4 separate regions of the Homo sapiens genome follow, and all the other regions are linked to region 1. Evidence: chromatin contacts called from ENCODE Hi-C or POLR2A ChIA-PET data. All regions are on one chromosome and are shown on one strand. The core of a region is the stretch at or near the end of the contact, and the rest is flanking DNA. Distances in the headings are between cores, read along the strand shown.

What was found. Hi-C counts contacts between places; a loop is a spot of excess contacts on that map. ChIA-PET counts read pairs that join two places held with the same protein, here RNA polymerase II (POLR2A). Pooled maps may share reads with other maps.
Region 2: a map of naive thymus-derived CD4-positive, alpha-beta T cell shows a loop between it and region 1 (7-fold over the local background). The contact joins the promoter of FOXO1 here to the promoter of EPSTI1 in region 1. A Hi-C loop is called at or near these places in 1 of 168 maps with a recorded cell type or tissue (naive thymus-derived CD4-positive, alpha-beta T cell), 1 of 37 single-sample maps with no recorded cell type and 6 of 50 pooled maps. POLR2A ChIA-PET finds 5 or more read pairs at or near these places in 1 of 52 experiments (WTC11).
Region 3: a pooled map shows a loop between it and region 1 (10-fold over the local background). The contact joins the promoter of TPT1-AS1 here to the promoter of EPSTI1 in region 1. A Hi-C loop is called at or near these places in 7 of 50 pooled maps. POLR2A ChIA-PET finds 5 or more read pairs at or near these places in 2 of 52 experiments (activated CD4-positive, alpha-beta T cell and endothelial cell of umbilical vein).
Region 4: a pooled map shows a loop between it and region 1 (11-fold over the local background). The contact joins the promoter of SLC25A30 here to the promoter of EPSTI1 in region 1. A Hi-C loop is called at or near these places in 1 of 37 single-sample maps with no recorded cell type and 6 of 50 pooled maps. POLR2A ChIA-PET finds 5 or more read pairs at or near these places in 1 of 52 experiments (CD4-positive, alpha-beta memory T cell).

What each region holds. Positions count from the first base shown.
Region 1 is chr13:42,990,687-42,993,979 of GRCh38, forward strand. EPSTI1 (epithelial stromal interaction 1) reads right to left here and starts at 1,555. Exons shown (of 11, transcript NM_033255.5): 1 at 1,292-1,555. The coding sequence starts at 1,479. RefSeq lists enhancers at 1,569-1,688, 1,949-2,188.
Region 2 is chr13:40,665,333-40,668,281 of GRCh38, forward strand. FOXO1 (forkhead box O1) reads right to left here and starts at 1,309. Exons shown (of 3, transcript NM_002015.4): 1 at 251-1,309. The coding sequence starts at 880. RefSeq lists silencers at 458-507, 598-737, 968-1,497 and an enhancer at 2,148-2,197.
Region 3 is chr13:45,339,826-45,342,924 of GRCh38, forward strand. It overlaps TPT1-AS1 (TPT1 antisense RNA 1), which reads left to right and starts at 1,520. Exons shown (of 11, transcript NR_024458.1): 1 at 1,520-1,562. It overlaps TPT1 (tumor protein, translationally-controlled 1), which reads right to left and starts at 1,358. Exons shown (of 6, transcript NM_003295.4): 1 at 1,217-1,358; 2 at 887-960; 3 at 169-359. The coding sequence starts at 1,244. It overlaps LOC124903169 (a long non-coding RNA gene), which reads left to right and starts at 1,609. Exons shown (of 2, transcript XR_007063781.1): 1 at 1,609-1,805. RefSeq lists enhancers at 428-1,217, 2,797-3,099 and silencers at 1,115-1,184, 1,265-1,374, 1,535-1,734.
Region 4 is chr13:45,416,532-45,419,622 of GRCh38, forward strand. SLC25A30 (solute carrier family 25 member 30) reads right to left here and starts at 1,842. Exons shown (of 10, transcript NM_001010875.4): 1 at 1,769-1,842. SLC25A30-AS1 (SLC25A30 antisense RNA 1) reads left to right here and starts at 1,631. Exons shown (of 2, transcript NR_047031.1): 1 at 1,631-2,207. RefSeq lists enhancers at 1,197-1,246, 2,057-2,246 and silencers at 1,477-1,806, 1,847-1,946.

The sequences.
Region 1 (3,293 bases), core at 305-2,804:
TAAACCTAAGCTAAATAATAATATTAAAGGCCTGGTACTTTCCAAAAGCTAAGGGATGAAAGAAAATCTACTGTTTATCGGCCATAAGGTTATATACTGTTTCTTAGCAACCAGGGTTTGTCTTTCAGAGACTAGAAGTCGATGAAAAAGGAGAGACTAAAAATAAAACCATCTGGACAGTTCCAATTCACAGAGGCAGCACTTCAAAGGCAGTGATGTTGTGATAAACCATACTGTTGAGTTAAAGTTCATTCCATTGGCTAGAAAGAGAGGCTCATGACACTTGCTTAATAAATGTTTCCCGGATACTCACTGCAGTCCCTGAACCAAAGACCAGGAATAAAAGCTACCTATCTGTTCCTGCATAGAGCACATATCAACATCAGGGATGAGAGGTACTATGGTCACTCACCTCCTCACTCTCTCAGCTCCACTCCTCTGGTTGTAAGAGGCTAGTTTATCTGCGAGTCTTGCTGGGACGTAGGCTTGCTCCTACCTAGAGGCAGAATTTGAACCTTCTACCCCATATCACATTTCTTGTTGACCCTTACCTGTTAGTGTCTGATACAGTAATTCCGTTTAGGACACCAAGTTTTGTTTTTCTGTTTTGTTTTGTTTTGAGACAGTCTCGCTCTGTTGCCCAGGCTGGAGTGCAATGGCGCAATTTCCGCTCACTGCAACCTCCGCCTCCCGGGTTCAAGCGATTCTCCTACCTCAGCCTCCCAGGTAGCTGGGACTACAGGCACGTGCCATCACACCCAGCTTATTTTTTATTTTTAGTAAAGACTGGGTTTCACCATGTTGGCCAGGCTGGTTTCGAACTCCTGACCTCAGGTGATCTGCCTGCCTTGGCCTCCCAAAGTGCTGGGATAACAGGCTTGAGCCAACGCGCCTGGCCCAGCACCAAATTTTTAAAAACAGTAAGGGAAAAGTTATTTCCATACTGGTTGGAGTATGAGTTCTGGAGATACCTGGAAAATGACATCTTACTGGATGCCTAGGCAGTTCCGACACACCCATATCTTTCAATCCTGTAGCCAGTCACAAAAATCAGGAAAGTAGTATTCCTGGAAGGAACCGGGCTGGTTATTTACCAAAGGACTGCAAACTAGCCGACTCAATTTATAAGGTGCGGCATGGATACTTTCATTTAAGCAAATGAGCTTTCATTCAGTCAAAATCCCTGTTGTTGGGCCCCTGTGGTTTTAAACTCCAAGGACCAAGGTGCTTGTGAGTGAGTATGTTTGGGGCCCGGGCTCCCGCCCCGAAGCCAGGTTGTTAAAATACTCACCGCCTCTGGCCCGCGTGCACGACGCTCTCCCGCGAAGGGCCCTTAGGGGCTGCCTCCAAACCCTCTCTCTGGTCTTCCACGGGGCTCAGCTCCCCTTGCCGCCCAGAAGGGTCCTGGGGATCCCGGGTCGGGCGGGAGGCAGGGGAGGCGCCGAGCCCGGAGTTCACCACTCTATTGCGGGTGTTCATGGTTCACAGCCCGCGGGTCCCGGGCCGCCGTCGCTGCGGGAGGGATGCGGCTGGGACGCTTAGCGAGTCTCAAGATGGGATTCCAAAGTGCAGAGGCAGCGGTTTTAACAGCTGAGTTTCGGTTTCTCAGAATCAGCAGCAGACTGCGCCCGCCCCAGAGAACTTCCCCACGTATTCTCCACTGAGGCCCCGTCCGACCTTATCGCGGGTTAACAGCCCAGGATGTTGACTTGAGCTGGCTTGGTCGGCTACAGGTGAGACGGTTTAAAGTCTCACAATCACCTTAGAGGTTAATCAGAATAACTGGGATCAGCCACGGACACCTGGTGAGCGATTAGCCCGCAGAGTGACTACAATCCTGAAAGATACTTGAGAAACTGTTTAACAGGCAACTCTAATTTGAGGTTACCGCTGGATATTTGAGACTGTAAAAAATATATTAACCTTAAAATACCAGAGATTAGGTCAATAACTAAAATCATCTCAACAAAATGTCGCCTTTTATCAGTAATGACTGCTGTGTGGCTGTTACCAATGCACATACTTTCAAGTTAGAGGAAATGGAAACTGAAATCAAAAGAAAACAAAAACCTACAAAGCCGGAGAAGTAAGCTAAGGTAGACATGATTCTCCAGGCAGCCTTGCTAAGTAATTGACTAGACATTCGAGAACTATTAAAAATACCTGCTCTGTGCAGAACAGTGTGCAACGGTGATGTGGGGACATTTTAAAATATGGATGTGTAAGGCTCAGTTCCTGTAGGTTCAGGGGTGAGCTCTGGCATTCATATTTTTGAAAAGCTCCCAGATGATTCTGATGTGTGCCAGGGTTGGTCACCAGGGTCACAATGCCGTCTACACAAAGATGAGTGAAGGCTCTTCCCTCATGCTACCTGCATTCTAGGAGTATCCTAGTAGACAGGTAAACAAATGGGAATGCCACTTTGGGATAAATGAAATGACAGGCAGCTGTGGAGGCACAGAGAAACTGGGGATTAGCCCTCTGAGTAATTCAGGAACAGGGACATTTGAGAATGAGCCACCAAAGACATAGGAATTCACCAAGAAGAAGGAGATGCTATGGCAGAGGCTTGTCACTTAAAATGACATGGTGTGTACTTAATTCCAGGGGTTGTCATGTGGCTGGAGCACCCCAGTCCTAGGTCAGCAAGACAGTTAGGAGCTGGACTGTCTTCCTTATATTATTGGTGCTTAGAACAAAAAGACACATACAGGTTTGATAGCTAATGAAAGAATGAAATTGAAGGGTGGGCCAGGGTGGGACAGGAGAGGAGAAAATAATGACAAGGAACATGGTAGGAAAGTCAGTCAGGATTTCTATGCCATCCTAAGACATTAGGGTTTTGTAGAGTAGGCCAGAGTTTCACAAATTTCAGTAAGCATCAGAACCACTTGGAGGAGGGTGCGTTAAAACAGATTTATGGCCAGGCACGGTGGCTCACTCCTGTAATTCCAGTACTTTTGGAGGCCGAGGCAGGAGGATTACCTGGAGATCAGGAGTTGAAGACCAGCCTAGCCAACGTGGCGAAACCCCACCTCCACCTGGGCGACAGAGAGAGACTCCATCTCAAAAATATATATATATAGTTTCTGATTCAGGTCTGGGATGGGGCCCAAGGATTTGCATTTCTAACAAATTTCCAGGTGATACCAATGATGCCAGTCTCAGGATCACCCTTTGGGAACCACTGTTGTAGGCAATGTGGAAGGCACAGGAAGTTTTTCAATAGGGCAGTTACTCAATAATATCTGTTTTACAAAGTTAGCTTCTAACAATGTGAAAACGGAGATTGA
Region 2 (2,949 bases), core at 59-2,558, 2.3 Mb before region 1:
TTTCTTTACTTAGTTCCCCAACGAGCCCCTTACCGCGTCCCACGCGAACTCCTGACTGGCGCGCACGCACACCTACTGCCGTCCCCGACCGGACCCGGGCGAGGCCACCGCGACCACCGCTTCTCGCCCGCCCTCCTGGGAACGCGCTGCCCTCCTGCTCCGCACCTTCAGGCCGAGCAAACCTGCACAGCTGCGCCCTCGCCTGACCCACCGCGCCCCCAAGGTCCGGCCGCGCGCCGAGTCCACTCACCTTCCAGCCCGCCGAGCTGTTGCTGTCACCCTTATCCTTGAAGTAGGGCACGCTCTTGACCATCCACTCGTAGATCTGCGACAGCGTGAGCCGCTTCTCCGCCGAGCTCTCGATGGCCTTGGTGATGAGGTCGGCGTAGGACAGGTTGCCCCACGCGTTGCGGCGGGACGAGCTGCTCTTGCGCGGCTGCCCCGCGAGCGGCCCAGCGGCGGCGGGGGGCACCGGCGGGTGCTGCGACAGCGGCCCGGGCGGCGGGGGCTGCGGTGGCGCTGGGTGCAGGCAGCCCGCCTCCGGGCCCTGGAAGTCCCCGCACAGCCCCCCGGTGGCGGCCGCGGCGGCCGCCGCCGCCACCGCCGCCGCCACGGAGCCGGGCGCCTGCGGGAAGTCCTCGCTCTCCTCCAGCAAGCTCAGGTTGCTCATGAAGTCGGCGCTGACAGCGGCAGCCGAGGCCGAGGGCAGGCCCGCCGCGGCGTCGGGGTTGGCAGCCGCGCTGCCCGACGGCGCCGGGCTGGAGGTGGCCGAGTTGGACTGGCTAAACTCCGGCCTGGGCAGCGGCCAGGTGCACGAGCGCGGCCGGGGCAGCGGCTCGAAGTCCGGGTCGATCTCCACCACCTGAGGCGCCTCGGCCATGGTGACCCCCGCCCCTCCCCCAGCCGCAGGAGAGCCAAGAGGGGGAGAACGCAGCACTGGGGGCGGACGGGGAGGGGGCGCGAAGGGACGGTCCGAGATTTGGGGGAACGAAGCCGGTGCGGCGAGCGGACGGAAACTGGGAGGAAGGCGCGGCGGAGTGGAAGCGCGAGCCCAGAACTTAACTTCGCGGGGCCATCCACATCGAGGCTCCTCGGGGTCCGCCGCACGGACTGGACGGCCGGCCAGAGCCGCCGGGCCGGGGCAGAGCCTGCGCCGCGCTCCAGCTGACAGGGCCGCGGACGGAAGGACGGACGGACGCCGCGGGCCGCTTGCTCTCCCCAGCGGCGCGCCCGCTGCGCTGCTGCCTGTTGAATGTGGCGGCTGCGGCAGCGGCTGCTGCGACTACCAGGCCGCCCGACTTACGGGATCTGCCGCCGCCCCCCGCCCGCGGCGGCGCGCGCGCCGGCCCGCCCCTGACCGACAGCCCGCGCGGCCAATGGGCATGCGGCACCGCCGCCCGGGCAGCCAGTGGGCGCCGGGCTGGGTGGGGCCCGGTTTTCCACGGGGAGGCGGCGGTGGGCTGGTGGGGGGTAGTGGGGTGTTTTTCTCTTTCACACACTCACCTCCTTTTTTTTTTTTTGGATCTCTATTATTTTCTGGTAATTCTCGAGTGTTTCTGTGATTCTCTCGCCTTCTCAGTGTTTTGATTGCTAGGAAGCAAACCAGCGTGGAGGCGCCGGCGACACTTTGTTTACTACGGAGCAGCAGAGCCGAGTACTCGGGAAGCCCGGGTGGGAGGAGGCGCTCGCTGCTCCCTGACCTCCGCTGCGGGCCGAGCCCGGCGGGCTGGCAGGGCAGGGGGCCGAGGGCCGGGGGCGCGGGGTGGGCGGGCGGAGGCGGCCGCGAGGAATTCTACTCAATCGCTCCCTCCTGGCTCCACCCACGATGTCTTTGCTGAACGACGTGGGGAATCGGTGGGTTTTGTTTTGGTTTAATGTTTTCTTTCGCTGCGATCTGTCAAGTCCTCCGGCCCCCTCGCGAGCGGCACACGCCCCCCACCCCCGGCGCCGCGGCTCCTGCAGTCGAGTCCGCGCCGAGGGACCCTTCTCCGTGCCCACCGGTCCGCACCCCCGGGCTCAGCCTGTGCCATTCGGTCTAGCCAGAGGCGCGTCACCCAGCCGGCAGCCCCCAGCCGGATTCACTGTATTCTTGACCTTTTTTAAAATGCTAGAAATGAGGAACAGGGGCTCCGGCGCGGGGAGGAGATTATCTGGCCTCCCTGAACACACGAATCCAAAGGCACCCGCGACCGCATGCCCTCCGTGGGAACCTCTTCCCCTGGGCGGGAATCTCCCGCTCCGTCCACTAAGTCCAGGGCCGGCAGCGAAGGGCTCAGGAGCGCAGTTAGAGAGAACCAGGTCATTTTATTACTTATCCCTAATTAAATTTAGCTGTTTGTTACTTCTTTTTTATTTGCAACGGAAGTGATCGGGTGTTAAGTAAAAACGCAAGGGGGGCGGGAGATAGGACCAAAGCCTTGGGGCGCAGCCTGCCCCACCCCCAAATTCCTTGAGGCTACTTGCTGTGTGTGTCAGTCAACCCCCCACCCACACCCCACCTTTCCTCATCTGGGCTGCAGGTCCAGGACATCCTGTCAAGGATCAGTGGGGCCAAAGGTGGGAAGATAATGGCCCTTGTGTCTCAAGCAGAAGAAACAGTTTTCCAGTTTTGTTTTGTTATGCTTTTGCTTTTTTAGGAAGAATATGGAAGGCATTTCCTTTTAGAAAGATGGGACCACTTAGGATGGAAGATGGACAGTAGGGTTTTAAATATCTTGTCCAAAAGGACAGCTTCCAACTCTTGTTTTTTAATCCCTTTCTTTCTTACAAGTAATTCTGCAATGGAAAAAGTGGCATCTAGAGAAAATTAGTCAGTTGGACAAGAGGTTGTTGAAAAAATAAAAGAGAAAAGAGGGGAAAAAAGGAAAAATTAGGCCTCTTACAAAAGTTAAAAAGATTGAGAGAGATTATCTTTCTTCTTTTATATTCTCACTATCGTCTCTCTAGTCC
Region 3 (3,099 bases), core at 270-2,769, 2.3 Mb after region 1:
AGTATGCTCATATTATAGAAAAGCAACCACTCTTTTCCGTGAACTCATTAATAAAAAAGCAAGGACTTTCACAAAAGTATACCCACTGCGAAAGAACCTCAAAAGTTAGCCAATCTTTAAATCCTGTAAGATTCTAGACATCAGCTAGGTACTGCCAGTATCACTTACGATTTCATGTAATCTTTGATGTACTTCTTGTAGGCTTCTTTTGTGAAACTTGTTTCCTGCAGGTGATGGTTCATGACAATATCGACACCAGTGATTACTGTGCTTTCGGTACCTTCGCCCTCGGGGCCTTCAGCGGAGGCATTTCCACCAATGAGCGAGTCATCAATGTTACCTTCTGTCCTACTGACCATCTGCATTAAGAAAAAGCAGTATAATTGCAAAAGACACAAACGCATCCAAAGCACCTTCCACGCCAATAGTTCACGGATAAGAAGTATTCTTAGTTCTTGCTGAAAATAAAAAAAGCACCATTTTGGGAATAAAGTTGTGACCCGTGGATTTCTCAAAACGACCTAACTTAAAAGAGTTGTCTGTTGGCCGGAACAAAAAATGGGGTCATTAAAAAGTTGTTTCCAGTTGCGGGCATGTGATGCCTCCGGTTGGTAAGTGGGGACAGGACAAACACGAAAGGACTCCAGGCTCCTAAGCCGGAAGCATCATGTCCCGGACAACCCCGGGAGGAGGATGGGCGCCGAGGCGGCGGGCCTATTTCCAGGATCAGCTCCGCCTCCAGTTTTCTAGAAAAACCCAAGCCCGGAAAGAGCGTCTCCTCCGCCAGGAGGCGGCGGGGAGGATTGCACAACCTCAGGCGGGGGAGCGGAGGAAACCCGAGCCCGCTCGGCCCGGACTCCCCCACGCGCAGGCCCGACCGACTCACCTTCCCCTCCACCTCCAGGCACAACCCGTCCGCGATCTCCCGGATCTTGTAGATGTCGGAGAACATCTCATCGTCTGCCGGATACACAGAGCCGCCCATCACCGTGCGCCTGGCGCCGCCATTTCCCGCATTTCCCGCGCCGGCGGCCGCACGCGGGATCTGCCCCTCCGTAGCACACCAGAGCTGGGCGCGAGCCCCGGGCACCGACCCCTCCGCGCTCGGCTAAGACCGCCGGCGTCCCCTAGGCCCGCGACGGCTGCGCCTTCCCCGCCCCCACCCGCACCCCAGACCCCCGTGTGCGGCAGTAAGGATAGTGCAGTGAGGACTCACGGCTGATGAGGTCCCGGTAGATAATCATGATGGCGACTGAAGGGAGACGACGACGGCGCTAGCTTAGCACGAGCCTGAAACTCGGAGCGAGCGCGGTGCAGCCGGAGCGGCGCTCGGGGGGAGGGGGGAGCGGGCGGAAAAGGCCGACTCAGCCGCTCCCCAACCTCATATAGAGGGCACGTCCCTCTACGTCATCGCCCGCTGCGCCTCCGGAAGCGACGCAGGCGGTGACGTGGCACGAAGAGCCGCGCGGGGGCGGGGCCACAGCGGGGGCGAGTCGGGGAGGTGAGCATCCGGGGACTTGAGGCGGAGACACAAGGCTCCGTTCCACTGGGCACGCCAGCGGGTAGGGGTGGGGGCGGGGAGGTGCGCGCGCAGCGTGGGAGGAGGCCAACTCTCGGGGCGCTCCCTAGCCCTGGGTGGGTGGAGCGGGGGAAGCGGAGTACGTTGGACCCGGCTCCGCCCTACCCCACGGGGCCGCCTGGAGAGGTGCTGGGAGCTGGGTGGAGCTTAGAGGAATTAAACTTTGGCCCTGCGCCTCGTCCAGCCTAGGTTCCACCCTTTTCTGGGAACGTGAGTATCAACCAAGGTAGGAGAACGTCGCATTTAGGGAGGGTCAGGCCCTCTGGCCTGGGGTAGATCTCGGGACTGCCCGAGGGCCTCTGACAACTTTTCAGCATCTGCCCCAGGGCTGCCCCAGCTGGAGTTTTTGGGACGCTTTTGTGGGGGCACCGCTGAGTCCGGATAGTGGGACCCAAGTCGTCCTGCTCGGCCCCTGGGGAATAATCGTGTGGGGCGCAAGGTCTGTGGGAAGGGACTTGGAGAGGAGGGAAGATGTCACGGGAGTCTGCACAGGGTTTCCATGTGTTCCAATTTTGTCCCATAATTGAAAGCTTGTGGCATTCTGTGGCGGACGGCTACGGAGCTAGCTCTTCCCTTTACTATTTCGCACTTGGTCTTGGAAAAGTATGTTGTCGCTTTAAGATGAAGTTGAAATTTTATCCCTGGTGCTAGAGGGTCACACAAAGGGAGTTTCCCACCTGCCCCACCTGTTTTTTGAAGGACTTTACACCCAATTACTAAGTATTAAAACAAAACAGGTCCTGCATGGTAGCTCATGCCTGTAATCCCAGAACTTTGGGAGGCAACTACTGAAACCCTGTCTCTACACACACACACACACACACAAATTAAAAATTAATTGGGTGCGGTGGTGCCTGCCTGTAATCCCAGCTATTAGGGAGGCTGAGCTGGGAGGATCGCTTGAGCCCGGGAGTTGGAGGTTACACTGAGCTATGATTGCACCACTGCGCTCCAGCCTGAATGACAGAGCAAGACCTTGGCTCAATAGCAAAACAAAACTTCCGTATTTAGTCACATCGTCACATCTTTGGCATAAGGCAAAGATACATGCCAGTATGAAGTCTGAAAGCTTGTTCTATTTCGCAAATATTTTGTGCTTTGTATCCCTTAGAACTAGGATTTGCACCAAGATTCCAATTGTGAACAAGTTCGATCCAGTCCTACTTATAGAAGTGTTCATTCTGGTAAATCAAAGTATCAGACAATTATAATACATTAACAATTGTTCATAAATCCAATAATATAGCATTCAGCAGAGTAAGAATGCAACCCTTGGGAAAGAGCAGGACACAGGATGGCAATTGGAATGATGGAAAAGTCAAAATGCAAGAGCCAAGAAATTAACCCCTTTAAGAAGATGGGGGGACTGGGCGTGGTGGCTCACACGTGTGATCCCGACACGCGCCTGTAATCCCGGCTACTCGGGAGGCTGAGGCAGGAGGATCGCTTGAACCCGGGAAGCGGAGGTTGCAGTGAGCCGAGATCGCGCCATTGCACTCCAGCCTGAGCAACAAGAGTGA
Region 4 (3,091 bases), core at 592-3,091, 2.4 Mb after region 1:
TGAGGCTGGAGAATAGCTTGAGGCCAGGGGTTCAAGACCAGCCTGGGCAACAGAATGAGACGACCACCTATACTAAAAAAATCCAAAACATTATCTAGGTATGGTGGTACGCGACTCTAGTCCCAGCTACTCCGCAGGCTGAGGTGGAAGGGGCACATAAGCCCAGGACTTCAAGGCTGCAGTGAGCTAAGACCATGACACTGCACTCTAGCAGCCTGGGTGACAGAGCAAGACCCTGTCCCAAATAATAAATAAAGGTTAAAAACAAGTTTTCTGAATGAAATTGTCTATACAAATTAAGAATTTCAAAGGATTCTCCCTACACTTAGGATATATGCTAAGTTACACATCCTGTCTACATTTTCTCTTACATGGTTGCTTAGTATTTATTTTCACCCACCTGACCTCATGTGTACAGCTGTAAAGGGAGGTAATTAAATATAATACTAGCTGTTCGTACTTTTGAACGCTTTCCAAGTTTCTCTTATTTATTTATTTAGAGGCGGAGTTTTGTTCTTATTGCCCAGGCTGGAGTACAATAGCATGATCTCGGCTCACTGCAACCTCCGTCTCCTGGATTCAAGCGATTCTCCTGTCTCAACCTCCCGAGTAGCTAGAATTAGACATCCGTCACCACGCCCGGCTAATTTTGTATTTTTAGTAGAGACGGAGTTTCTCCATGTTGGCCAGGCTGGTCTCGAACTCCTGACCTCAGGTGATCCGCCCGCCTCGGCCTCCCAAAGTGCTGGGATTACAGGCCTGAGCCACCGCTCCCAGCCGTTTCTCTTATTTAATTCTTGGTAAGTTCTTTCAGTTTTACTTCCTGTTCCCTTTTTAGTCTTAAGTCTTAAAACTGTAATTGCACAGCCTTTAATGTGCTCTCATACATTTATTGTTCCTTGCTGGACCGACTGCCCTTTCAATAATGCCCTTTCATGAACTTTTCCTATTTCCTATTCTTTTTAAAGGTGCAGAAGGAAAACTAAGCTCATCACAGACTTACAAAAAGCCGGGTTTAAAAGAAATCTTCGAAATTATCATCTCGTTTCACGTTAATTAACTGAGCCCGCGGTCACAAAGCTTCGCAACGGCAAAGCCAAAAGCAAGATTCATGCCTTTCAACTTTCTCACTACCCAAGTAGCACCGCAAGCCGAATCCGCAGGGCAGTGCCAACATTGTTTGCTACTCTTGCGCAGAACAAAAATGCTAATCACTGCAACTGCTTTACATGAAAGTGCACCTAGAAAGACTTCAAAACCCAGAGGTACATTAACTTTCCAGGCAAGTTCCTCCCAGCCTGTGTGCCACGAGCGATTCCGAATGTGGTGTGCCCTCTCCCACAGTGCGAAGCTCGCGGGCGCTCAGGCTGCCGTTTGAATGAACGCACGAGTGGGAGGGACGCACAAGCAGGGTTGCAAGCCCGGGGCTCGTTAGCAGACGCGGAGATGCCAGGACGGGCTTCGCACTCGGATCTGAATGACCCTGGAACAGGAATCACCCCACGCCAACAGCGATGGGGGCCCCGCGGCACCGGCCCGACCCAAGGAGGCAGCAGCCCGAGAAGCAGAGCCCTGTCCCCAGTCCCCGGAACCTCGCGCCCCGCCGAGCCCGGCCCGGCCTGCGAAGTGGAGAGCACAGGCAGCCCCGAGCACGCCCGGTTGCAAAGGAGGCTCCTCGGAAATCGCAGCCCAACCTTACCCCAGGCCCGGGTTCCAGGAGCCGCAGAGAAAGCGGGGCCGGCAGGAGGAGGCACGGGCCAGGACTTACCTGGCGGCAGCGGCCCCACACCTCCTCCAACCCGGACTCAGTTGTAACAAGAACCTGAGGCCGCTGGAGAAAAGGAAAAAATGCCGTCGCGGGCGGGGCAGACCCACGAGCCTGCACGCAGCCCCGCGCCGCCCCGCCCCGTCCGCGCAAACACGCGACCTCCTCAGCTCCCATTGGTTTCTGCCAGCACTAGCCACACCCCTGACAGCCCCAGATGGGGACACGGAGGGGCGGGGCCCGTCCCAAGTGCCCCTCAGGATCTTCCCCTGCCGCTGCCTGAGGGAGCTGCCCGGGACTCGGTGACACCTGATGTGGCCTCCGATATCGACTGGGAGGTGGAAGAGAAATTTGGGGAACGCATCGAGAACCGTGGAAAAGCAACCTTCGCAGGGGGCAACCTTCTCACGGTGCCCCCGTGAACCTTCACAGTTGGATGGAAGTAAACTTGCCCTTATTTTTTTATACCCCAGCTTTTAGCTTGAAAATATACAGATTAGCCGGGCATAGCGGCGGGCGCTATAATCCCAGCTACTTGGGTGGCTGAGGCAGAAGAATCGCTTGAACCTGGGAGGCGGAGATTGCAGTGAGCAGAGAGCGTACCACTGCACTCCAGCCTGGGCAACAAAGCGAGACTTCGTCTCAAAAAAAAAAAAAAAAAAAAAAAAAAAAAAAAAAAAAAAAAAAAGCCAGACCTGGTGGCGGGTGCCTGTAATCCCAGCCACTCGGGAGGCTGAAACAGGAGAATCGCTTGAACCCGGGAGGCGGAGGTTGCAGTGAGCCAAGATCGCGCCACTGCACTCCAGCCTGGGCGACAAAGTGATACTCCCTCTTAAAAAAAAAAAAAAAAAAAAAGAAAGAAAATGTCCAAACAGAACAAAAAATTAAAAGAACCGTACTATGAGTAGAAATCTTTACATATATATCTAATATACATATATGTAAATATTTATTTATATATTAATATATAACATTTTTAACGGTATGGCAGTGTTTGTGTTCAAGCATACCCAGGTATATTTTTGTTTTGTTTTGTTTTTAGACAGAGCCTCACTCTTGTTGCCCAGGCTGGAGTGCAATGGCACCATCTCAGCTCACTGCAACCTCCGCCTCCCAGGTTCAAGTGATTCTGCTGCCTCAGCCTCCCGAGTAGCTGGGATTACAGGTGCCCATCACCACGTCCGGCTAATTGTTGTATTTTTAGTAGAGATGGGGTTTCTCCATATTGGTGAGGCTGGTCTCGAACTCCCGACCTCAGGTGATCCGCCTGCCTCGGCCTCCCAAAGTGCTGCCATTACAGGTGTGAGCCACGGCACCCGGCTGTGA